Regions from separate parts of the Homo sapiens genome. Here regions 1 and 3 are each linked to region 2. The links are chromatin loops, found by intact Hi-C in ENCODE. Cell type or tissue: mammary epithelial cell. All regions are shown on one strand. Region 1 has its middle 18 kb from the start of EN1. Region 2 holds the start of LOC107985939 (a long non-coding RNA gene). Region 3 overlaps CCDC93 (CCC complex scaffolding subunit CCDC93).

The links. A loop is a pair of places that touch in the nucleus more often than their neighbours do. Peaks named below come from ENCODE experiments on the same cell type or tissue, not always from the same donor. Only the 100,000 strongest peaks of a DNase experiment are listed, where the experiment ranks them.
Region 1: it touches region 2 in a loop (10-fold over the local background); 5 of 110 quality-filtered maps call a loop at or near these places.
Region 3: a loop joins it to region 2, with 2.7 times the contacts of the local background. A loop is called at or near these places in 10 of 110 quality-filtered maps.

The regions. Positions count from the first base shown.
Region 1 is chr2:118,861,226-118,869,225 of GRCh38, reverse strand. No RefSeq gene overlaps it. Among named protein-coding and RNA genes, the nearest start is that of EN1, 18 kb to the right of the region's middle. In mammary epithelial cell, a CTCF peak has its summit at 3,902; a DNase peak (open chromatin) is centred at 7,265.
Region 2 is chr2:117,831,460-117,839,459 of GRCh38, reverse strand. DDX18 (DEAD-box helicase 18) reads right to left here. Exons shown (of 14, transcript NM_006773.4): 14 at 7,083-8,000. It overlaps LOC107985939 (a long non-coding RNA gene), which reads right to left and starts at 5,729. Exons shown (of 7, transcript NR_158150.1): 1 at 5,663-5,729; 2 at 3,844-3,998; 3 at 2,936-3,075; 4 at 2,560-2,805; 5 at 1,109-1,802. In mammary epithelial cell, a CTCF peak has its summit at 3,371 (motif pointing left); no DNase peak of the experiment used is centred here; H3K4me3 peaks cover 178 bases.
Region 3 is chr2:117,982,112-117,990,111 of GRCh38, reverse strand. It overlaps CCDC93 (CCC complex scaffolding subunit CCDC93), which reads left to right. Exons shown (of 24, transcript NM_019044.5): 7 at 4,043-4,143. Among named protein-coding and RNA genes, the nearest start is that of CCDC93, 28 kb to the left of the region's middle. In mammary epithelial cell, a CTCF peak has its summit at 4,866; no DNase peak of the experiment used is centred here; H3K27ac peaks cover 384 bases.

The DNA of each region.
Region 1 (8,000 bases), 1.0 Mb before region 2:
GTTAATCCATTTCTGCTGTTTCTGATGAATGTGTATTTGATGCAATACAACTTGATGCTTTCCACCACAATGTGATGGAAATTTGTGACCTAGCACTTTGACTTCATTTATATACATGAGAGCAGGGGTTTGCAAACTGAGGCCTGTGGACTTTGTTTTTGCTAAATAAAGTTTTATTGGAAGTCAGCCACACTTACTTGTTAAGATATGGCTGCTCTTGTAACACACAACAGCAGAGTTGAGTAGTCGCAACAGACACCTTAAGGCTTCAAAGCCTACAATATTTACTAGCTGATATTTTGCAAACAAAGTTTGCCAACCCTGATCTAGAGACAGTTTTAAGGTATCATTTTCTTTTTACCTATAACTTTCTAGAACCCATACCATTTTAACAGGCTTTATTTTTAGAACAGTTTTAAACTCATAGGGAAATTGAGAAGACAGTAGAGAATTCCCATAGACTCTCTCACCCAGTTTTCTCTGTCATTGACCTTAGCATGGTACCCTTGTTACATATTGCTACATGATTAACTAAAGTCCATAGTTCATTCACATTTTCTTAGCTTTTATCTAAAGTCTTCTGCTCCAAGATCCCATCCATTTACTTGACATATTTCCTTAAGCTTCTCTTGGCTGTGAGAGTTTCTCAAACTTCCCCTGTTTCTGATGACCCTGACAGTTGAGCAGTACTGGTCAGGTGTTTTGTAGAATGTCTCTCTGTGGAATCTATTTGATGTGTTTCTCATGATTAGACTGGGGTTATGGACTTTGGGGAGGAAGACCACTGAGGTAAAATGCCATTTTTATCATTATATGAAAGACATGTACTAACATGATTTATCACTGTTGCTACTGACCTTGATCACCCAGCTGAGGTAGTATGTGTCAGATTTTGACACTGTAAAGTGACTCTTTCCCCTATACTCCGTGGAGGGAACAAACGCATCATGCACAGCCCAGCCCACACTTAGTGGGTAGGGATGTATCCTCTTCCTTGAGGCTGAAATATATAACATATGTTATATATAATGTTACATATTATATATGTTATATATAATGTTACATATTATATATGTTATATATAATGTTACATATTATATATGTTATATGTTATATATAATATATGTTATATGTTATATATAATATATGTTATATGTTATATATTATATATGCTATATGTTATATATTATATATGTTATATATTATATTATATATAATATATGTTATATATTATATTATATATAATATATGTTATATATTATATTATATATAATATATGTTATATATTATATTATATATAATATATGTTATATATTATATTATATATAATATATGTTATATATTATATTATATATAATATATGTTATATATTATATTATATATAATATATGTTATATATTATATTATATATAATATATGTTATATGTTATATATTATATATAATATATATGTTATATATTATATATAATATAATATATGTTATATGTTATATATAATATAATATATGTTATATGTTATATATAATATAATATATGTTATATGTTATATATAATATAATATATGTTATATGTTATATATAATATAATATATGTTATATGTTATATATAATATATGTTATATGTTATATGTTATATATAATATATGTTATATGTTATATGTTATATATAATATATGTTATATGTTATATGTTATATAATATATGTTATGTTATATATTATTTATATAATATATGTTATATATTATTTATATAATATATGTTATATATTATATATTATTTATATAATATGTTATAATATATAACATATAATATATTTTATTTATAATATATAACATATAATATATTTTATATATAATATATGTTATAGTTTATACATGTTATATAATATATGTTATATTTTATACATGTTATATATAATATATGTTATATTTTATACATGTTATATATAATATATGTTATATTTTATATATGTTATATATAATATATGTTATATTTTATATATGTTATATATAATATGTTATATTTTATATATGTTATATATAATATATGTTATATATGTCATATATACTATATATAATGTTATATATATTATATATAATAATATATTATATATTATATATAATGTTATATATATATTTTATATATATGTTGTGTGTATGTATATATATATATATCAGAATAGTTTTACTGCCCTAAAAATTCCCTGGGCTTCACCTATTCACCACCACTTTCCAAGCCCCTGGCAACCACCAATCTTTTTACTGTGTTCTAGAGATATTTTTACACATGTATACCAAGAGACAAAAACAAGAATGTTCACAGAAGTAAAGAGCTAGGAACAACCCAAATGTCCACTGACAAGGGGATAGATAAATAAAATGAGATTTATTCCAGCAATGAACTCTTATACAGCTGATAACCTGACTCAAGCCCTGTTACATGCATGCAACAGTGACGAATCTTGGAGAAGTAATACTTAGTGAAAAATCTAGTCCCATCGACCATAGAATATCATTTTTTATGAAACTCAAATACAAGTTAAACTAAACAACATGTAATAAAACCAGTTTTTAAAAGGCAAAGAAGACCAGGCATGGTGGCTCACAACTGTAATCTCAGCACTTTGGGAGGCCAAGGTGGGTAGATCGCTTGAGCCCGGGAGTTCAAGACCAGTCTGCGCAACATGGTGAAACCCCGTCTCTACAAAAAAAAAAACAAAAAAAAAACACGAAAATTAGCTGGAAATGTTGGTGTGTGGCTGTAGTCCCAGCTACTCCAGAGGCTGAGGCAGGAGGATCACCTGAGCCCAGGAGGTCAAGGCTGCGGTGAGCCATGATCTTGCCACTACACTCCAGCCTGAGTGACAGAGTGAGACCCTGTCTCAAAAAAACAAAGGCAAAGATATAAAATTTAGGATAGTGATTAGTTTGGGCAGAGGCAAGGGAATGGGACAGGGAAGACACGTATATACAGAAGATCCACCCACCTTGGCCTCCCAAAGTGCTTTGATTACCGGTGTGAATCACCATGCCTGGCCTTCATTGCCTTTAAAAACAGCCTTTATTACATATTGTTTACTTTTACTTGTATTGGAGTTTCATAAACATAGAATCACTGTTGTTCTAGTTCTTGAAAGTAGTTCCTAAGTATTTATGGTTTGATTTTAAACACATTCATTGGTAGGTATACATATATATCCACATACATAGATATCTCTTGTATGTGTTAAATATATTAGGTATTTTTAATTGTGATAATGCCTAATGTATGGGATTGTTGTGAGAATTAAATGAGATAATATATGCAACAATTGACAACAATTGCATTTATGAGTATTATCATCTCCTAAGAAATCATGGTTGGTCTCCAGAGACACAGATCCAATATTTAAAAAAAAGGAAAGAAATCACATTTGGCCACTTCAGCTCCATGTTTGGGTCACCTCCTGAACTGCGAGTTAGACTCGAGACTGGGCCTTTCTTGTAGGTCACCACCAATGAGGCAGTATTTGAGTCTTCTTCATCAGTGTCTCAAATTCCACCATTAGATTTATGAACTTGGGAAGCCAGAAGTGACTTTAGAGGTCATCCGCTATAACCTTGAGGAGGAGAAGCCCAGAGATGTTGAATGGTTTTCCTAAAACTACTCAGTTCTACTCAAGGTTCTTCTAACCCTCAGTCCACAGCCATTTCCCCAGTGGTTTAGGGTGACAGGCCCAATATTATAGATGTGGAAGAACTGAAATGAGATGGAGAGAAGTGAGAGGAGAAATGGAGGTTGGAAAGACAGCCTTCTACAAGTTTAGGATTTCTGATGCACTGGCCCACTCAGCAAGAGGTGGGTGACATCAGGACTGCAGAACTCAGGACCTGCACACAGCCTGTGACCGGTGTAGTATCAAGAAGTGGCCATACGATGTCACCAGAAACCAGTATTTAGAAATTAGTCAGCAGGGGCTCCCAGCCTACTCTGGGCCTTTTGGTTCCTGTCAGCAGGGGCTCCCAGCCTACTCTCGGCCTTTTGGTTCCTGTCCAGTGGAAATGAAATTTTACTGAAATTCTGAGGTGCTTCTGAGCATGTGACTAACAAGAGAAGGAAAGTAATGAGCAAGTTCTCAAAATAGTTTCAGAAGAGACAGGTAGGCCTACCTGCTCAGAGGACACTCACTGCAAAATTTTCTTCTCAGCAAAAAAGAAAGGCTGCAGGACCTCTCTAGAGCAAAGAGCTCCTTTCCAAATGGGAATGAGATACTTTGTAATCTTTTTTTCTTCTTGCTAAGCCTTTGAAATCTGGTGTGCATTTTACACTGACAACACACCTCAATGCAGACCAGCCACATCTCAAGTGCTCAACAGCCCCAGATAGTGAGGAGCCACCATCCTCAGGGGAGCAGACACAAAGCCACATCACATGGAGTCAGCTCTGAGAAGCAGTCTCCATACAGTACAAGGATATGAGCGTCCAGGAGCATCTGTTCTGAGTGGAAGGATGATTTGTCAGGCAGCGCTGACACAGCCTGGACTCCCCCAGATTCTCTGCCACCTGCTAGATAATGCCTGAAATTCTACCATCTGCTCCTTTTAGGTCTCATATCCTTTAAACCCTAAATGGGACTTACCCTTCTCTCTCTTTTTTACTCACGGGGTAGATCTGAATTTATGGAGGGATGTAGGCTACGAGGTCTGTCCTTCATGGGAAAAGTCGCAGACCAAGAGGACAGAGGATCCGCTTCTTTGACCCATTGTAGACTTGCCTGATAGCCTCCCTGACTGTGCTTGGAGGGGTACTCAGCAGCCAAGGTCACCAGGCCTCCCAGCAAACTGGCTTCCCCGGGGCCAATCGTCCGACTCTCGGAGCCCTGGAGCGCTGATTCCTTCCGCCGCTCTGGACCCGGGTTAGCCTGCTCACACTGGGAGGGGGCCTCTCATCTACACAAGCTTGAGCGGTTTCTGCTGGGCAGAAATTGGGATTGTCTCCACTTTGCCCCTGCAGGCTTAGGAAGGATTTCAGTTTGGTGGTTTCTACAGGCCTTGGACCCATTTTACTCTATGGACTTCTGATATAAACTCGGCCCCTTGTGCTATTGTGGGACCTGATGACATGCTAATATCTGGGAGAAATGATGAACATTTCAGCTCCCAGACCCCACACCAGTGCCAAAGAGCCTGCAGTGTGGAAGAGGCTGAATGTAGGGGGAGAGAGATTGGCAGCCCATGGAGGGGTAATTTTGGCAGCCCTTGGAGGGAGAGAAAGGCTCTCTACATCAGAATAGAAGCCTCACTTCCTAAACATCCTGTCGAAGTAAGAGTGTGTTCTTAAGAGAATTAACCAAAATTATTACACAAATTCTTGGGTTCCCACAGTCCATGGAAAAAACAGCAGCCAGCATGGAACTACAGATACCTAATAAGGATTGGGAGTCATCTGAGCCCCCTGATGTTGAAAATCATCAAATAAAGCTGATTTATTTGATGCAGCTCAGGGCTGCACAGGACAGCTTAAGCCTGCCCGTTCTCCCCGTTAGAAGGCTCCTCTCGGGTGAGCACAGTGGCTCACACCTGTAATCCCAACACTTTGGGAGGCCGAGGTGGGCGGATCACCTGAGGTCAGGAGTTCAAGACCAGCCTGGCCAACTTGGTGAAACCCTGTCACTACTAAAAATACAAAAATTAGCCGAGCGTGTTGGTGTGCGCCTGCAATCCCAGCTACTCTGGAGGCTGAGGCAGGAGAATCACTTGAACCCGGAAGGCAGAGGCAAGTTGCAGTGAGCTGGGATTGCGCCACTGCACTCCAGCCTGGGTGACAGAGAGAGACTCCATCTCAAAAAGAAAAAAAAAAAAAAAAAGAAGAAGAAGGCTCCTCTCCTCCTGCTCCAGCCTCTCCTTGCTTCTCTCCCTGGTCCCTCTCCATCTCCCCAGCCCCACTCTCCTTACTCCCTTCCCACCAACCAAAGGGACCAAAATGTTTTTTAAAAAATGTCAATTATTTATGAAATTCCTAGGAAAGGCAATGCTTTCTAGTGAAACACAACTTCATGAAAGCAAAAAGGCAGGAGTTGTTGCTAAAATCTTATCTTCACTATCAGGTGTGTCTCACTGGGTGACTTACCCAATTTGGAAGCAAATGTTTCATGATGCAGCAAGAATCTTGGCTGGAGCTGACTAAAACAACAATAACAGCAGAACCAACTTGTTAGAAAGTTACCAAAGTGATGTGTGCATATGAATTCCCCACTTTTTCCTAAAAGTTCTCAGACATCAGCTCCCATTCATGTGTGTGGAGGGGACATGGTTGTTGACTGGCCCATTGTCCTGGGTTTATAACTGTATAATGTGGCATGGAAACCACACACCTGCAAGGTCGCCTGTGAAGTTGAGAAGGTTTCAGAGGGAGAAGAATCATATTTTTGAATTGCAGGATTTGCATGTAGATTTTTCTTTTTATCCAAAGAAGCAGCAGGCAGATGACCAGGCAGAAAGGCCACTGGCCCAGAAGTCAGTCCCTGCCTGCCACTGACTGACAGTGTGAGCTTGCATATGCCACCTATCTCCCTGTGCTAGGACTTTCCCAACCAGAAAGCAGATGAGAGGCTGGACACGGTGACAATCAGGCATCTCACTGTAAAGAAGAAAGGAAAAGCAAAGCCTGTATTTGGACAGGAGAGAGTGAAATGGCAAACTCCAAAATTCCTTTCAACTGTGCATGCCTATTTTGTATGTGTGTGTGTGTGTCTGTGTGTGTGTTGTCAGTGTCTGACCCTACAAACCTCTGATCAGAGTGCAACCATGAAGTCTCACTTGGCCTAAACCCCAAAAACCCAACACTGCCACTGTTGATAGCATTCTTATTTGAGTGCCTTTTTAAAAAATAATTACCTGGGAAACCACCTGTTTCTGTACAATATTAAAAATATTTTACTTCCAAAATTAAGGTGTATTTGAGTTATTGTTGCCTAAGACAAACAAAACAAAGCATTTCGTTTCTAACTTTTTTTTTTAAAGCTATGCTCTTCTCAAATGGGGAGGGCTGTGTCATCACGTAGAAGGAAAAGCTGAACTTTGAACCGAATTGGGAAAGACAACAAAAGGTAGCTGAAGGAGTTCGAGTTTGTTATTATTCTCTAAGTCATTAAAACACAAAATTAGGACAAGTTCAAGGATGAGGAGTGTCATTAAAATATCTAGGTGATTCTTTAAAACCCCTAAAAGGCCCAGAGGTTTCTGGGGTGGAAATTCCCAAAAGCCTCAATCATGAGTCACTGTAATTTGTTGCCCTCAAAGCCTCCACTAGTTTTGGCAGAACTCAGGGCCCCAAATCTGGAGTCCAGCAACAGTAGGGAAACTTTTTATGGGGAGAGGATGGTGGGAAGGGATGGGTGGTGGGGAGAAATTGCCTTATAAGGAAACTCTTAAGTCCTGGGGAAGGCCTGGTATTTCACCAAACTAAAAAATTGTTAAGGGAAGATCCTTGAACCCCTTACTCCTCCCATCAGGAATTCAGAGAAAGAAGAGAGTGAGGGATATGTTATTCCTCAACACAGACTTGTACTATATCCCTCTCTTTAAATGTGAAGGGGTAACCCACTTAAGGGAAACATAGCGATTTCCTAGCCAAGCTACGGAGCATAGAAGACACGGAACTCACAGAGGTCAGACAATGAGGGAACATGGCTGAAGCCACTGGACACACCACAGAGACAGCCAGAGCCTCTGAGGCAGCCAGACCCAATGTGAGGAGCAACCACACCCTGGAAGCCCTGGGGGCAGGGAGGCACAGACGAACCTGTCCAAGCCCTCTTCCGAGCTTGATTGCCTGCTCTGCCATCAATCCTCTCTGCTTCCCCTCCAGCCTCTGATGACAGGGAGCTTACTCTTTATAGTCTTTCTTCACTGCACTCAGGACGGATGCTCCAGATAGTTCACAGTCAGGGTGGCAAAGGAGTCCCCAAGACTCCTTTGGGTCCCCCAGTCGAACACTGCCTCTCAATGGAGTGGGCAAGCAG
Region 2 (8,000 bases):
ATGTGCCTAGGTGAAATCAGGGGCTTTGTAGCTGAGGAAGAATAGATAATGGGAATAGCATTTTTGAGAGGTTAAATTCCTGCTATTTTTCACCTTTCTTAAAATATTGAAGAAAGTCCACTATGGCTTCTGTGTTAGCTCATTGTCTTGATTATCCTTCTTTTTTTTTTTTTTTTTTTTTTTTTTTTTTTGACAAGGTCTTACTTTGTCATCCAGGCTAGAGTATAGTAGTTCAATCTCTACTGACTGAAACCTCCTCCTCCTGGGTTCAAGTGATCCTCCCACCTCAGCCTTCTGAGAAATTGGGACTACAGGTGTGAGCCACCACGCCCGGCTAATTTTTTGTATTTTTGGTAGAGATGGGGTTTTGCCATGTTGCCCAGGTTGGTCTTGAACTCCTGAGCTCAAGCAATCCACCTGCCTCGGCCTCACAAAGTGCTGGGATTACAGGAATGAGCCATCACGCTTGGCCTTCTGTTTTTAAGCCATTTGTTGTATTCTATTCCTTCCTCACTGACTTTATCAATTAAGTTACTCTGGTTGCAAGTAACAGAAAGTGACCACGTAACTTCAGGAAAAATGGGGAAAAAAATCCTCACAGAATTGAAGGGAAGGCTTGTGAACCTGGCTTAGAGAAGTCAGAAACTCGGCAGCTCTGGGGGCCTGGGAAACAAGAATTATTTGACAATCTCATTGAAATGTGATGCTAAGGTTAGTGAGCTTCAACTATTTTTTTTTTCAACCATTTCATCATGACTCCTGGGATTGTAAGTTATATTTGAGAACATGTCATTGGTTTAGCTTTTTCTCATGCCTGTACCTCCACTAGGAGAGGAGTGAGGGGGAAGAGATAATTCTCTAAAGAAAATAGATGCTATTACCAAAAGGAGAAATAGCCAAAAAACCTAAAAATGCGTCCTACCCTTCTTCAAATAGAACAATGGTTAATTTTACTGCTCTGGCCCCACCTGCTATTCCTTGCTACGCACCTCACTCCTCCGCCTCATGACCCTCTCACTACAGACCCGCTAGGCATTTGCAATATTCTCACTTTATGTAAGTTGTTCCCACTGCCTGGAATATCCTTCCAGCCCTCACTCTTCTTTACCCAAGAGATCTCTCCTGATGCCTCCTGTTTTGGCCCATGATTCCTCAGACCACGCTGGGTGTCCATCCTCTGGGTTCCCACAGGCTCCGCTCAGAAGAGATGAATTTCTATGTTTCTCCCACTGTGTGTAGACCAGGAGTGCCTTATTCACAGGGGTTGCCTTGCTTATCTCTGTTGCCAAAGCATCCAGTACAGTGCCTCACACAAAATAGTTACTCAATAAAATTATGATGGCTGGATAAATGGCTCTAAATGTCTTGCTGCAAATTCTCTTCTGACTTCCAGTCTCCATGCCAGAGCCCCTATGGCTGTCCAGCTGAATTCTCAGCTCTAAACTAAATCTTTCTTTTTTCCTGTCAATCAGCACCTCCTCCTGATTTCTGTTCAACTCCTATTTGCTGAACTCATACTCTGCTTGTGAGACATGAGGGAAACAAAGATAAATAAGATTCAGTCTATGCCTTCAAGAATTGTCTTCATTAGGGTTCCATAACTCCGGCACTATTGACGTTTGGGGCTGGATAATCTGTGTTGCAGGCGTCCTGTGCACTGCGGGATGTTCAGCAGTATCCCTGGCCTCTGTCCACTAGATGCCAGTAGCATTGTCCTCTCGGTCAGGACAATTAAAAATGTCTCCAGATGTTGTTAAGTGTGCCCTGAGGAGCAAAACTGACTTCAATTGGGAACCACTGGTCTAGATGCAGAGACATAAAGAAACAGAAAGAAAATTTCAGTATGAAGTAGATGTAAGGACAAGTACAGCAATGGTCTGTGAGGAAATTAAAATTGGAGGCTTTAAAAATACTTGTATCTACAAGGATGAACTGGCCAATAAGCTGAAGCTTAACCACACGAAATAATTAAAGGACATCATAAGACAGCATTTTCACAGGCGGGAAGGAGGAAAGGAGCTAACTAACACTTGTTTAGTCTTTGTTATGCAAAACCTGCTTTGCATTTGTTGATTTATTTCATTCTCACAATATACCAAAGTGTACAGCATGCTCTGCTAATGCCCACAGTGCTAGTTCATATAACCCTTACGGTATAAGGGCTGGATGGCGGTGCTGTCTTTCCATGTGACAGCCACGAGGCACAGGGAAGTTCCTTGCTAGTCAGTGACAGCACTAGAATTCAGACAGGAGCAGACTCCAGGGTCCAGCCCCACGCTGCCCCTTTGCCTCGGCTCATGCGGTTCACGTTGCCCGCACGCCTTGGCTTCTCTCTTCCTTTCTCCCCTTTGCTGTTAGAACATCCTTCGGGACTCAACTCCAACGCGGAGCCCACCCAACGCCGTTCTTGAGCGTTCAGCCCTTTAGATGGCGATTTCCTCGCTGTGGTACATTTTCCCCTGGATTTTCTTCAGATCCCTCTCACATGACTTTGTAGGAGGGGGCTGGAATCACTCCTGCACCCCCAGGCTCTTACTCTTAGTAGCCACACAAATATACCTGTGATGAGAATGGAGTCCAGGGCGCTGCTCCCAGGGAGTCTGACCTTTTTCAATGTCCTCACCCAAAGCCGCCCTGGTAACCGTCTGTTACCAGGGATGGAGGCCACATCCTCTGTGTCTTCGCCCCAGCACCTCCAGGCCTGGTTCGGGCCAGGCTCTCAGGCGCTGGCGGGTTCCTCCTGCCCGCATCTGAGGACACCAGCAGCCTTCCCTGGGGGCAGCAGGGAGGGAAGGGCAGCTCGGCCTGCGGAGGAACAGGAGGCGGTCAGGGAGCGGGAAAGCGCCCGGCCCTAGGGCTGAGCAAACCGCGCTGGCGTCCGGGTTAGGCCATCGCCCTCCCGTCTGCGGCTGACTCTGCGCTTCTCCTCCCTCACCGTGGCGTCCGGGTAAGACTGTCCTTCCCAGGGCTGCCGGGAGACCACCGTGGCGTCCGGGTAAGACTGTCCTTCCCAGGGCTGCCGGGAGACCACCGTGGCGTCCGGGTAAGACTGTCCTTCCAGGGCTGCCGGGAGACCTACGGCGTTGAAAGTGCAGGGGGCACTTGGTCCGGAGCCTCAGCAGCCTGGAGCCCCACTCCTCGCTCCACGTCCCCCTCAGCGCATGCTCTCGGCATGACTGGGTCGCGTGTTTGTCCCACTCTTCCCCTACACTCCGACCTTTCTTTCCTCAAGCTGGATAAAATGAACCCTCGATAGCGCTCCCCTGCCAGCAAAGGCAAGTCCAAAATCACCAGCTGCTGCTCTGACAAGCGTAGCCGGCCCCGTCGCAGCAGCTGTCCTGAGTCGGCACAGCCGAGAGCCCTCTGCTGGAGACGCCGGGAGCCGCGGAAGGGCCGGAGACTTCCCAGAAGGAGGCTCCCTTTTGCAGTTTTTTGGCCTAATGCCTCTGAAACCATGATTTTGATGGTGGGGAGAGGGTGTGAGAAACCGGTAAGTCCTAGAAAACTCTTGTTTCTGACCTTCTTCCCCTTTTCCTGATGTTCCTGATAATAGTGTCGTTAGGTCTTGTTTCTAAGATCTGACTTGGCCTGACTGTACACCTAATCCTTGTGTTTTCATTCCTTCCATTCTACGGATGAGGAAACTGAGGCACAGAGCAGGGAATTCACTTGCTCCAAGGCTCCTGTACATTCTGCCTGACTCCAGAAAGTGCTGCCTTGGGAGGTCTGACAACCCTTGGTTCCCCCTTTCCCAGCTGTGGACACTCCTCTAGAGGCTCTCAGCGATGCCAAGCATCCTGCTTTTGCCTGCCTCCCAAACCTCCAGAGCAGCTTCCCCATGACCTGTCCCGAGGTGGTGAGTTTGCCACTTGTTCTTTTTTCGACGCATCCTTGCCCTAGATGTTTCAAAGTCCTGGCCTTGCTCAAAATGTCCAATTTTCCCTGTGCCGAGGGGCAGGAGGCTCCAGGCAGGGAGGACAAGAATGGTGGCAAGCAACCTGGACATTTTGACAAAAAGAGGGAGAGAGAAACCAGACCTTAGCGGTTATTGTATCCTTGGGCTAATTATGAGCAACAAAAAGCCACTCAGTAATTTAAACTGAAACAGAATTAATTGAAAGGATATGAAATGGCTGCAGAACTAGGCTTGCAAAATAGGCAGGAACAAGGGCAGGTAGCTAAAGGGCAGGACCCTGGACAAAGTCATGGCACACACTCAGTCACTCTCAACCTGGTGTGAGCACGGCTGCTGCGGGGTGCCACAGCTGGAGCTGCCTGTTCCCAACACAGCTGCCTCTGGACCCTGGATGAGAAAGCTGCTACATCTACTGTTTCTGCTCCTGTTTTATTAGTTAGTATCTGATTCACTCTGGGCAAATGTATGTGATTAGCCAAACCCAGGTCACAGCCCCACCCTGGCTGCATGGGAGGCGTTTTTGCTTGTCTGATGGGAGGTGATCTCAGTAACCCACCAGTACTTGAAAGGTATTGTCTCCAAATAAAAGGTTGGATGCGGACTGGGTGAGGTGGCTCACGCCTGTAATCCCAGCACTTTGGGAGGCCGAGGCGGGCAGATCACGAGGTCAGGAGATTGAGACCATCCTAACATGGTGAAACCCCGTCTCTACTAAAAATACAAAAAAACATTAGCCGGGCGTGGTGGCAGGCGCCTGTAGTCCCAGCTACTCGGGAGGCTGAGGCAGGAGACTGGCGTGAACCCGGGAGGCCGAGCTTGCAGCGAGCCGAGATTGCGCCACTGCACTCCAGCCTGGGCGACAGAGCGAGACTTCGTCTCAAAACAAAACAACAAAAATTAGCTGGGCGTGGTGGCACATGCCTGTAATCCCAGCTATTAAGGAGGCTGAGGCAGGAGAATCGCTTGAACCCAGGAGGCGGAGGTTGCAGTGAGCGGAGATAGTGCCATTGCACTCTAGCCTGGGTGACAGAGCGAGACTCCATCTCAAAAAAAGGTTTGATGCTGGCTAGCCCCTTAAAACAAAAAATGTGTTTTTCCCTCCACAGAAAAGTGATCATCCAGTTAGAATTTTCCACATTCCCCTCTTATATTACAGGTACAGATGCTCTGAGTCCCAGAAGGGAGAGTGGCTTTTTTTCTCAAAGACATGTGGCCAAGGCAAATTGGTTTCTTCTTTGGTCCACCACCAATGGACAGGGATTGAATGGAGCACTGTGGAGGGATCTGGAGGCTTTGTTTGGTGCAAGAAGGTTCCATGAAGCTAGGCTGTCCTTCTTCTTCCCACACCAGGCATTCAAATGAAACAGCTGTTTCTCTCTCGAAAGTCCCAGCCTGTCTCTCTTCTGGGCAGCCCTAGTTTGTGAATGACTACAACGTACTAACACCATTGCCTGTGCTGGGCACTTTCACTTTGCAAGATGAGAGCAGAAAACATTTACTAAGAGTCTGTATGTGAATGGGTTCTAGTCTGGTTGCTCCCAAACCTAGCTGAGCGTGAGCATCACCTACATACCTCTGCCCTGGCAAAGGCCTACTGAATCAGAATCTCCTAGAGATGGGGCAAGAAAATCATAGTCCACTAGGACCCGAGGATGCAGGATTTCTAGGCTTAATAAAAATAGCTGGAATATTTGCCTGCATCTATCACATCATTTAGAAAACAATATTGCAACTGTTTATGCCTACCTTCTCTAATCTGTATCCATCCCAAGAAGGATCTGGGCGTATTCTTCTGTGTCCTCTGCAGTTTATGACATCTAACAGGCTTTTAATTTATGATGAATTAGGTTATCCAAACGCACACTGTTGTTGTTGCCACCCCATACTCAGTACAGTAACCTTGAAAACAGCATTAATATACTTGACAGCTACCTTAGGAAGGTGCTGCAGGACTGGACCGCTTTCCAAAGCCCAAGTCTGCTCTCCAGAATTCCAAGAGATCCAGACTGTTAGAAATCCTGTATGCCAAAGCCCAGACTGGCTCACGGTTTGGGATGAGCCTCTGTACCTGCTGCTGTATGGCAGCAAGTTTTTCACGTAGGATGCACGGAGGCCGGTACCATGGACAGAGCACTCAGCACCAGGGCACTGTCCTGAGCACTGCCTTCTGAAGGAGGTATTACTTTTGCTTCACTCATGAATCAGGCCCTGAGGTTAGCAAGTGGCACAGCTGGAATTTGAATCCAGGCATTCTAGTTACAGAGCTCTCACTTTTAAGCCCTGTATAACTTAGGGATCCTGTTTTGGGTATCTTGTTTTATTTATACAAAGCTGGCTGAGACTAAATAAATTTAGACATAGCAGTGTCATCACTTGCAGCCCACAGGACCCAAAGACTTACCTGCATGTAGTGATGTGCTTGGCTCCCCCACCTCACATTCTGCCTTCGAACCTTCATGGCTGCAGCCACCTAATTCCACCTGTCAAACGCTCACATTTGCCACCAAATGAAGCTCTTACTGTGCACGAGCCTTGCAGATGGTGCTGCTTTCACTCACTGTACGTGATACCAGTAACTGGCTCCTTCATATCTGAATCTGGCCAGGCTGGTCAAGTCTGGTTGTCTCTTGTCCCTAGCCTGGACCATCCTGCCACTACAATCACAAACAGCACCCAGCGAATACGGTAGTTCCCCCTTATCCTCCAGGGATACATTCCTGGATCCCCAGTGGATGTCTGAAACTGTGGACAACACTGAACCCTCTCTCTGTTCTTTCCTATACATTACCTGTGACAAAGTTTAGTTTATAAATTAGCACACTGAGATTAACATAAAACAATTATAATATACTGTAAAAAAAGTCATGTAAATGTGGCCTCTCAAAGTATCTTATTGTGACTACAGGTAATGGAGATCATAGATGAGGCTGCTAATGGACCTGAAGTAAGTTCTCATACAGCAGGGCCAACCCTGTCCACTTTGTTTATATGCTTTTCTCACAAAACCTCTAGAGACTGACTCATACTAGAGGTAAACAATCTCAAGACTACTGAGCACAAGACATACTGAGATAGGGACAGCCAGTTTGGCACATTCAGGTAGGTATCTTGAACCTAAATCCTGGCAGACCAAACAAGGGTCAACAAAGCATCCATAAACGAAATACAACATTGAAGTAATTATTTAATGACACAGGAAAATAACATGTTATGAAACAAGCTGGTTACAAGTAGTAGGTAGATGACTTAATTTTTGATAAAAAAATTAAAAAGCATGAACATGCATATAAAAATTAGATTATGTACAAAATGCCAACAGTATTTACTTCTGCTCAGTAATTAAATATTCTTCCCTTTGTTTTTGTCTTTTAAAAAACATTATTTCTGAAAAAAAAAATCAGAAAAACATGATCGTGGAGAGAATTATTAAACACCAGGAATTAGGAACCCAAGAAGCTAAGCCAGGAGCTCAGCAGTCAAGGTTGGAAGTCCAGGACAGGTCCGACCAGGGTGATGGTGGCCAAGCCCAGAAATGGAAGATTGTTCTTTTCTTTTCCTACTGGAATGTTCTTTACCAGTTTTCTCTATATTCGATGTTAGCACACTTATTTAATGGGATCCTATGATTAACTGGCACAACAGCAAAATGATGCTAGCAACTTTGGCTTTGAACTGCTACAAAATGTACTATCTTGTAGTTATATACTGTACAAAACACACTAGAAATCAAGTGCTCCTACAACGAAAAACTCATCTGACTAAATCACTGATTTTGCTGTTTTTTTTTCTAACTTTGTTCATTTTCAATCTTCACAGCAAATGTATTTTTTGTTTCAGGGCCTGGAAGAGGTATTTTTTTCTCAGAAAGAAGCTAACATTAATGTGTGCTGGGCACCGTCTGACAGCTTGGCTCTAACTCCAAGTAAGTTGCCCTTGTCTTCTAAGTACTCTACAGAGTGCAAAGGCTTACCAAATCCAAACCACCTTGAATTAAACAAATCTTAATGAGGAGCATCATCGTTCTTTGTATGAAAGTCTTTGTTATGTTACCAAATGAAGAAATGCAGTACATTACACCTCTATT
Region 3 (8,000 bases), 150 kb before region 2:
TAACAGGTGCCCACACAGTTTTATCCAGACCCAAAAGATACATTCATTTACTATTTGTCAGCATTTTTTTGGTAGTTTAGACTTTTGTATGAGAATAGAGGGGACAGAGAAAAGACTTCTTAGAGCTTCCAGACTAGTTGGAAAGAAGTGCACTGTGGAACTTACCGGATCATCTAAGAGACTGCCATTTAAAGTTACCAGTCCAGTGTGTTCTTCCATAGGGAATGCTGTGAGGAAGTCCTTTTCATTCAGCTTGTAAAATATAAATGTAGTGAACTAAGTAAAGCAATGTTAATAATAGTACACATCCATATGCATGTAAATATGTATATATCTTAGCCCTTACTATATGTCAGGTACTATTAAATATACCGATTAGTTTATTTTCGTAACAGCTCTGCTTATACCTAATATGCAGATGGAAAACCACAGAGGTTAAAGTAACTTGCCTCAAGTCAGAGAGGTATAGTAAGCAATGGAGCAAGCATTAAAACTCTAGCTTGTTTGACTCCATGTATTCATTCAGTAATATTAATTGAACACTTACTATATGCCAGACCATGTTCAAGGAGCTGAGGCAACAGTAGTGACATTCCAGCTAGTGAGGAGTTTGAGGACTGATCAAGAAGAACGACCTGACTGCAAGGTGGCAGTAGCATATATAAGCTTTCTTTGGGTGATGCTTTGACAGGTTTGCTTGCAGGGTAGAGGAGTCCCTTATACCATGAGACCATCCAGAAGCTTGCATGCAAGGGCCACATCCAGAGTAGGAGGAGAGGAAAGGAACTCTCCAAGATCATAGAGGAGGCTCATGTGTCTTGGTGATGTTGCTCAGCATCACACAGGGGGGAGTCTGTGGTCAGAGACCTATGAAGAGCCCCAGTGGCTTGAGGTCTACCTAGCCATAGGGTTTATCCTATCCGTGGTTGGAAAATGCCAACAGTTTTGAAGGGTTTGCAAAGTAGGCAGGCTCTAAATGACAAAAAGTCTGATTATTTAGGCTATGTATAAAACATTTTGATATGTAAAAATTTGAGTTTGTGCTGGTCAACTTTTGAGCCAATAGTTGTCAGTCTTCTGTGAAGAAGTAAACAACCCAGGAGCCATCTTTAGCTCATTTATATAACCCTCAGTGATCTTATTCTTACCCACCAAGTCATACTGTTTAGTGCAGACTCAAGGAGACCTGAGGTGGGGCTTGTGCCATACTTCAAAGAGCAGAAGATGTATACTTACATAGCAGAGCTCATGTAAAAGAAAATGGAAGAACAGGGGTGAGGGGTGTCACTGGAGGAAATTCTACAGAAATGATTGCCATCCATCCATCTTTCATCATTTCTTTCAGTCAATACCCAGGCACTTCATTTTTGTTATTTTATTAATGTGAGAATTTTTAAGAAGCACTTATTTGTCCCATTTATAGTAACTTTTTCTTATGAGATCTTTCAGGACATTGCACTTGGTGGTGAAAACATCTATGGGGTCCCTTTAGGTGAAAGGCAGAATTACTGACGGGACACATAGGCTAAGTAAGATGGATCTGTTGGAGTTGGGTTTGGGCTGCAAAGATGAACTGTTAAGGTCAATGGAAAGTATCGCTTCCTGTTGAGTTGGGCATGGGCTGGCCCACAGGAGCTTTTGAGTGTAGAATGCCAGATTGGCGGTGGCTGTTTCACTGCCTGCTCCATTATTTCAATAAAAAAGTTGTCTATGGTAATTGTGAGGGAAGCGATCAGGGATTTGCTGCAGACACTGCCATGGTACTGTGCTGTTCTACCTCCCTTCCCTGCATTGAGGAATGTGAACTTAGAGTAATTACTCTGACAGGTGAACCTGACTTGTAACCCAGACAGGCAAAGTAGAGCTCTGACTCTCACAGTGTAAGAGTTCTCTGCTTTACAAAAGGGTCACCTTAATATTTAACCCTGTGTGTGTGCCTTTTAGCATCTGCAAAAAAATAAAATAAAATAAATACATATATCATATATATATATATCTGATATATATATATGTATCAGAACCTAGATAAAGGGTGATGAAAGTACAGGTATGAGACATTTTGCAGAGTGCTTAAGTGTCTCAGTTCTGGAGTCATCCTGTTTTTATCGCTTACTGCCTTTTTCACCATCAGCAAGTTTTTTAACCTCTTTGTGCCTAAGTTCGTCTATAGAAAGATAACAAGGATAACTACACTCAGATGTGGGGATCAAATGGACAGCACAGATACAGCAGAATGTGCCTGGCACATACCTACTATTCAATAAGTGATAACTATTACAATTGCTACCACTATTAATGACAGAAGGATAAATTGATTTTATATTCCTTTTTAAGAGCACATCATGGAAAGCATGGTAGATTTTTTATTAATCTCAGACTACATTTTTTAAGGAATTATGTTACCAAGCCAGTATCTTTACAGGATTAAAATAATACAAAGGAAGAGACCCTGGGAGCATCCTTCAAGATCTGTTAGTACAACTTCATTTTATAGATACAGAAACTGAGGCCCATTGAGGGGAACTGCCTTTCTCAAGGTCATGCAGCTGATTAGTGGCAGAGATAGGGCTAGACATCAGCATTCTTGACCCTGTTGCTTTAAAGGGTGACTTAGCAATAGCTCTTTATAGTTGGCCTGTAAACCCCTGATATTTAGGTTGCATTACTTAGCTTCAGATTGTAGAATGAGTCTTGTGAGAGGGCTAGCTGAAATGGCTGGTGGGTGGCTAGAGTGGCAGCCTGGGGCAAGGTAGTGTCAGGGACAAGCCTTGAAATGAGAAACCAGGTTACCTAGGGCTAGGCCGCGTAGTGTCCCAGGGATCTTGGACAAATTATTCAGTGTCTGCTTCCTCAATAGTAAAGTAAGGTTGATGGTATGTGCCCTGTCTCTACTTCACAGTGTGGTTTATAAAGTGTAAAAGAAAGGTGAGATATATATGAAGATTTATACTTTAACATGTAAGGAATAATTCACAAAAGCCAACATTGTCATTGTTTGGCGGAATAAAAGGTCCTTTTAGCTGTTGGTGTCAGTATGCTCTTGTTTTGGAGTCAATCCTTTTTTTTTTTTTTTTTTTAATAGAAGAATCCAATTTCTTGCCTTGGGTTACTGACTCTTTCAATTGTAACTAAGTACAATAGCAGTTAAGCTCAAGCTGTAATAGTAGAGCTCAGTGGAAGCTAAACCAGGCACAGTAACTGACACCATGTAGGTTGATTATATTTTGCATCTCCCTGCAAGTCTGTTTTATGTTATTTATAGCTTCCTATTCGTGTAGACACCAGCAGTAAACTGGGGAATATTTGTGGCAGGAATTTCTAAGAACAACCTTTAGCATCATCTCAGGCCCTGATCCATTTCCTTTTCCACAAAATTGTTTGAGATTATATCGTATGTGTTACAGAAAGAATGTTTTTCTGTATGCTCGAAACTGTATACTAAAGTAAAATAATAAAGTTAACCAGAATTATCCATGGGGAACAATTCCAATTAAAATAAAATGCCAGTATCTGGTAAAACCTGGTAGTAATGCTTTTTGTGGTGATATCCAGGTAATGATTAGATGCAGTAAACCCGGGTAGTAGGGAAGAAGAGAGATGTGGGGACAAGCAGCCCGAATACCTTGCTGGCATAGCAGCTGCCTACCTGCACCCGGAGACCTGAGCAGATATTACTAGGGTATTATTTGACAGCCAGCTTAGCAGTCAAGAAGGACATTGATTTGGGGTAGCATGGCAGACCACTTCATTGGGGCTGAAGACCTGCATTTATTGATCACTTACTACATGCCACGTATTTCGTTTAGGATATATATGTGTGCAAGTGTATAATTTTAAAATATACCCCACGGTAGAGGCAGAGCTGTTGGCAGTGAGCCGAGATCGCGCCACTGCATTCCAGCCTGAGCGACAGAGCGAGACTCTGTCTCAAAAAAAAAAAAAAAAAAAAAAGAGAATATACCCCATGGCTGGAGGCATCCAGCAGCCAATTCAGGAGGAGAGCCTTCTCACACTCAGTAACTTGGCTGTCTCATCCACTTAGGAAGTGTACAAGCCCCGTCGGAAATACAAACGCCACCAGGGAGCAGAGGAGCTACTTGATGAAGAATCTCGAATCCATGCTACACTTTTGGAATATGGCAGGTAATGAGTGGGACCCAGTCTAGGTGTCTCTTTTAAAAGAAAAGCTAATTTAAGTTGCTTCATTTGGATTAACTTGACTAGCTTCTACCCGATTGAGTTTCTGCCTTCAGCCATGAGATTTCCAACATCAGGGACTTTTCTCTGGTAATGAATTACCTGTTTCTGTGGGCATCCTTTGCAATTCCTCTCTGGAAATGTGCACCTGGCTCTGCCTTCCTTTGGGAGTTGGGGTGTTCCAGGCATTTACAGAGGCTGAGGTACTCTGTCCTGCATGCCCCTGTTTGTTAAAATCTTCAGGTAAATGAAAACAGTTTCAGTGATTTCACTTTAAGTGTTAGAATAATAATTTCAATTTCCTGTGAATATTGTCCTAACTAGGAAAATGAAGAACTTAGAAGTAGTTTTGTCACTTCTTAAAAACATCTCTAGTTTAAAAAAAAAAAATCTTATTTTATATCCTTAGTTTTTACTTTAAAAAAAAGTGCAAGGACATGCTTCTCCCCATTGAATTTTTTGCTTGTCACTGGGTATTAACCTTTTATGTCACGCATTCTCTTCTCAGGGTAACTGATTCCTTGATGTGAGTAAGTCTCCTTGTGCTTCCTTTGTGTTGGGAGAGGCTCCTGTGTGCTGCTCTGCCTCACAGCCCAACCCTTGTAGGGTGGCTGGAACTAACTGCATTGCCACTGGCGTTTCCCTAAGTGAGCATCTGATGGCTTTGCCTGCCCTCTAGGGTACCAGAGAGAACCAGCAGGAAATTAGGTTTAATTATTCTAGTTTCCAAATGGAATTGCATGCAATTGCTTATGTTTTTTTTTTTTTGTTTTGTTTTGTTTTTTCTTCCTAAGAATAAAAACTAGTCTGTTTCTAAGGAAATTGAAGTAGTTCTGGCCCTAGGCTGCGTGTGATGGCTGCCCCCACAGTTCACTAGTTGCTGCTGTGAATTGAATGCCTCCTCCAAGTCAGGCATCACCAGGACTAGCTATGTAGTGAAAATGCCAAGTAACTTGTTAGCAGTTATTAATGATGATTAATTATTAAGAATTTAAAGACAACAACAACAGCCAAGTGAGAACTCTTCTAAGCATGGGGCCCTGTGCTAGTGGACGGGTTGTGTGCTCAGGAAGCCAGCCCTGGGAATCATGACAGAGTCTGTCTAGCCATGCCCAGCTGTAAGTGAGCAGGTGAGGCTGCACAGCTCTGGGAGAGCCAGAGCTGGAGAGACAATCTCTGTGGGTGTCACGTGTCCCAGAATGAAGAAGTTCTTGGCAGAATGTAGTGGATTTTGTGAGTTTGTATTATTTATGCATCCATTTTTCCATCATCATGGAAAATAGGATTTTCCTGAGGGTGAAAAGGAGTTAGAAATTCAGTAAATTGCCCACCTCGCTGAGACCATGTTGACAGAATTCTAGATCAGTATTCTTGTTCTGAAATTCTCAGGTTCAAATGGGATCTTTTGTATATATGTTGTAGATAGTAGCTAGTATCACCATCTGAAGGCTGGGAAAGTTCAGAACCTCCCTGTCTGTCATCAGGAGTGATTGATGCAGTTTGAGGTGAGAATCTGGCTTGGCCTCTTTAGGAAAGGAAGCAAGACAGATTTTGCTTGACTCTTCTCAAACTCTGAGAGTGAGAAAGAGCAGTGTCTTGATACCAATCCTGGTTCCTGTTGGTATGGTCATGCTGACTTCTGCTAATTTCTACGGCTAGGGTGGGCATTTCCTGAAGGTTTTAGGTTTGGGGGTTTTTTTTGGGTGGGAGAGAGATGTTATTTTGTTTTTTTAGCTTTTTTGGCAAGGAGAGGGTAAGTTTGTGGCAGGTGGAGTAGTGGGTACTTAGGACATTCTGATAGTATATTTAGCTCATTCTCCTCTTTGAGACTAATAATGACAACATTCAGAAAGGTTAAAAAATGACTTTCTTAAGGTCATAAACTATAAAGAGGCTCAGATTGGCACTTCAACTAAGATACCTTGAACTTCAAAAGCATGTCATTATCATTGTCTGCAAATACTGTTTGAGCCTTCAGTGAGAGTATATTTTTAGGTTCTGAGTTTTAGGAAGACTGGGCATGTCTATTCTTTGGTCTGAAACTAAATAAGAAGAGAATGGTTATTAAAACTGACAGAGCAAATCAGATAAAATGTACAGCCCCAACAAGTGTGTGTTCTATTCCACCTCCCTGGGAAGGCTTCTCCCTTCCTTTCTGGCAGTCTGTTTCCTCTAGGTTCTGTTCAGCATTCTCCACTGCATGGAGATCTTTCCCATTAAATGAGGATTATATGACTATATATATATATATATATATATATATATATATATATATATATATATAATTTTGAGCAGTTTGTTCAATGTAGAAAACAGTAAATGTTAACCATTGGCTGCTGTCATCATTCTCCTTATTATAATCATCATTATTAGCAGCAACAGTTCAGTTTTCAAATGCCCTCAGATATGACCTTTTCCCCTTACAGTTCTCCTTGTCCTTGTGTGTTTATGTATGAGTGAAGAGGGGAAGCTTCCCCTTGGCCCTCTGAAGGTTCACTGAAAATGAACTGACAAAAGGCAGATTAACAGGAGAAAATGGCATACATAATTTATTGTGTGGGGGGAAAACCACAGAAGTGTGACTACCCAGTAACCCAGTGATGTCCAGATGCCTATATGTCCTTCTTCACAGGGGAAGGCAGATAGGGAAATACGCCAATTGGAGGGGTAGTAAATGATGTTTAGGGGAAATGAATCAGACCATGGTTAATAAATGACTTTCTGGAAATTGAATAGGATGGGAAACAGACCATGGTTTGGGTTCTAGGCGTGGTATTTAATTTTCAGTCTCTTGCTCTGTGGTAGATAATGAGATTTCAGGGAGTGGATGGAAGACACTTGTGTTTTCTTTAACGGGTCCAGTCTTTATATAGATAAGAGAAAAAACCCTGTTCTAACATGTGACCTTCAAGTGCCTTTAATTCAAGTTATTCAGCATATTAGGGTGCCATATTTGGGGGCAACAGCCCGTGGACTCCTTCACTTATTACCCTTCACACTAGCCCTCCCTCTAGCATGTGTATGGGAAGTCTGGCCTTTTCTCCCCTGCCCCTGTCAAACAAGGCTGGCCCCCTGCTGGCCCTGGGACTCACTTTGCTCCATCTTCCCTTTCCCTTTAACATTGCGGCATTCCTGACTTCCTCACGCACCCCCCCCCCCACTACACTATGGCATCACAGCTTTAGGAGTCCAGATCTCTCTTCCAGTGTTTCTATTTTCTACCTTATCTTACCTCTTGTCAGGGGGAAAGTATTTTGACTTCTAGAGCAAGAAGGTCTGAAATCAGTATTTCTTCCTTGGGGTTGAAGGTCACTCATCAGCGTTACACCCACAGTGCCCTTTGGCTTTTAGGTCCGCATTCCATCTCCTTCCCCCATTTTGACTCTCAGTTGCTTAAATAAAGGTGAATTATGAACCTTGTCAACTATGCTGAAGGCCTTAAGGACTGTTTATCTGTTAAAAACATAGTTTGGGTATATTTTTCTAAGTGTTAATGGTGTTAGGAAAACAAGACTTATAGTTTTGATTTTGGATGTAAACAAAATTGCACACCTATAATATTTCAGTTTTGTTATGGGTTCAGTCAATTTTGAGAGGCTAACTTAAGCACCTAACCGTGCTATGAAACTGCTACTCTGGGGAAATGCATTTTATGTGCCATATATTTGACTTGCAAGAGGAGGTTTGGAGCACAGCCACCAGAATGCTGGAGTTAGCCTATTCCTCAGTATTCAAAGCCTAATTTTGAGTTCTTGAAGTCATTCTAGGCAACTCAAAGTTAGGCCTTGAATACTAAGGAACAG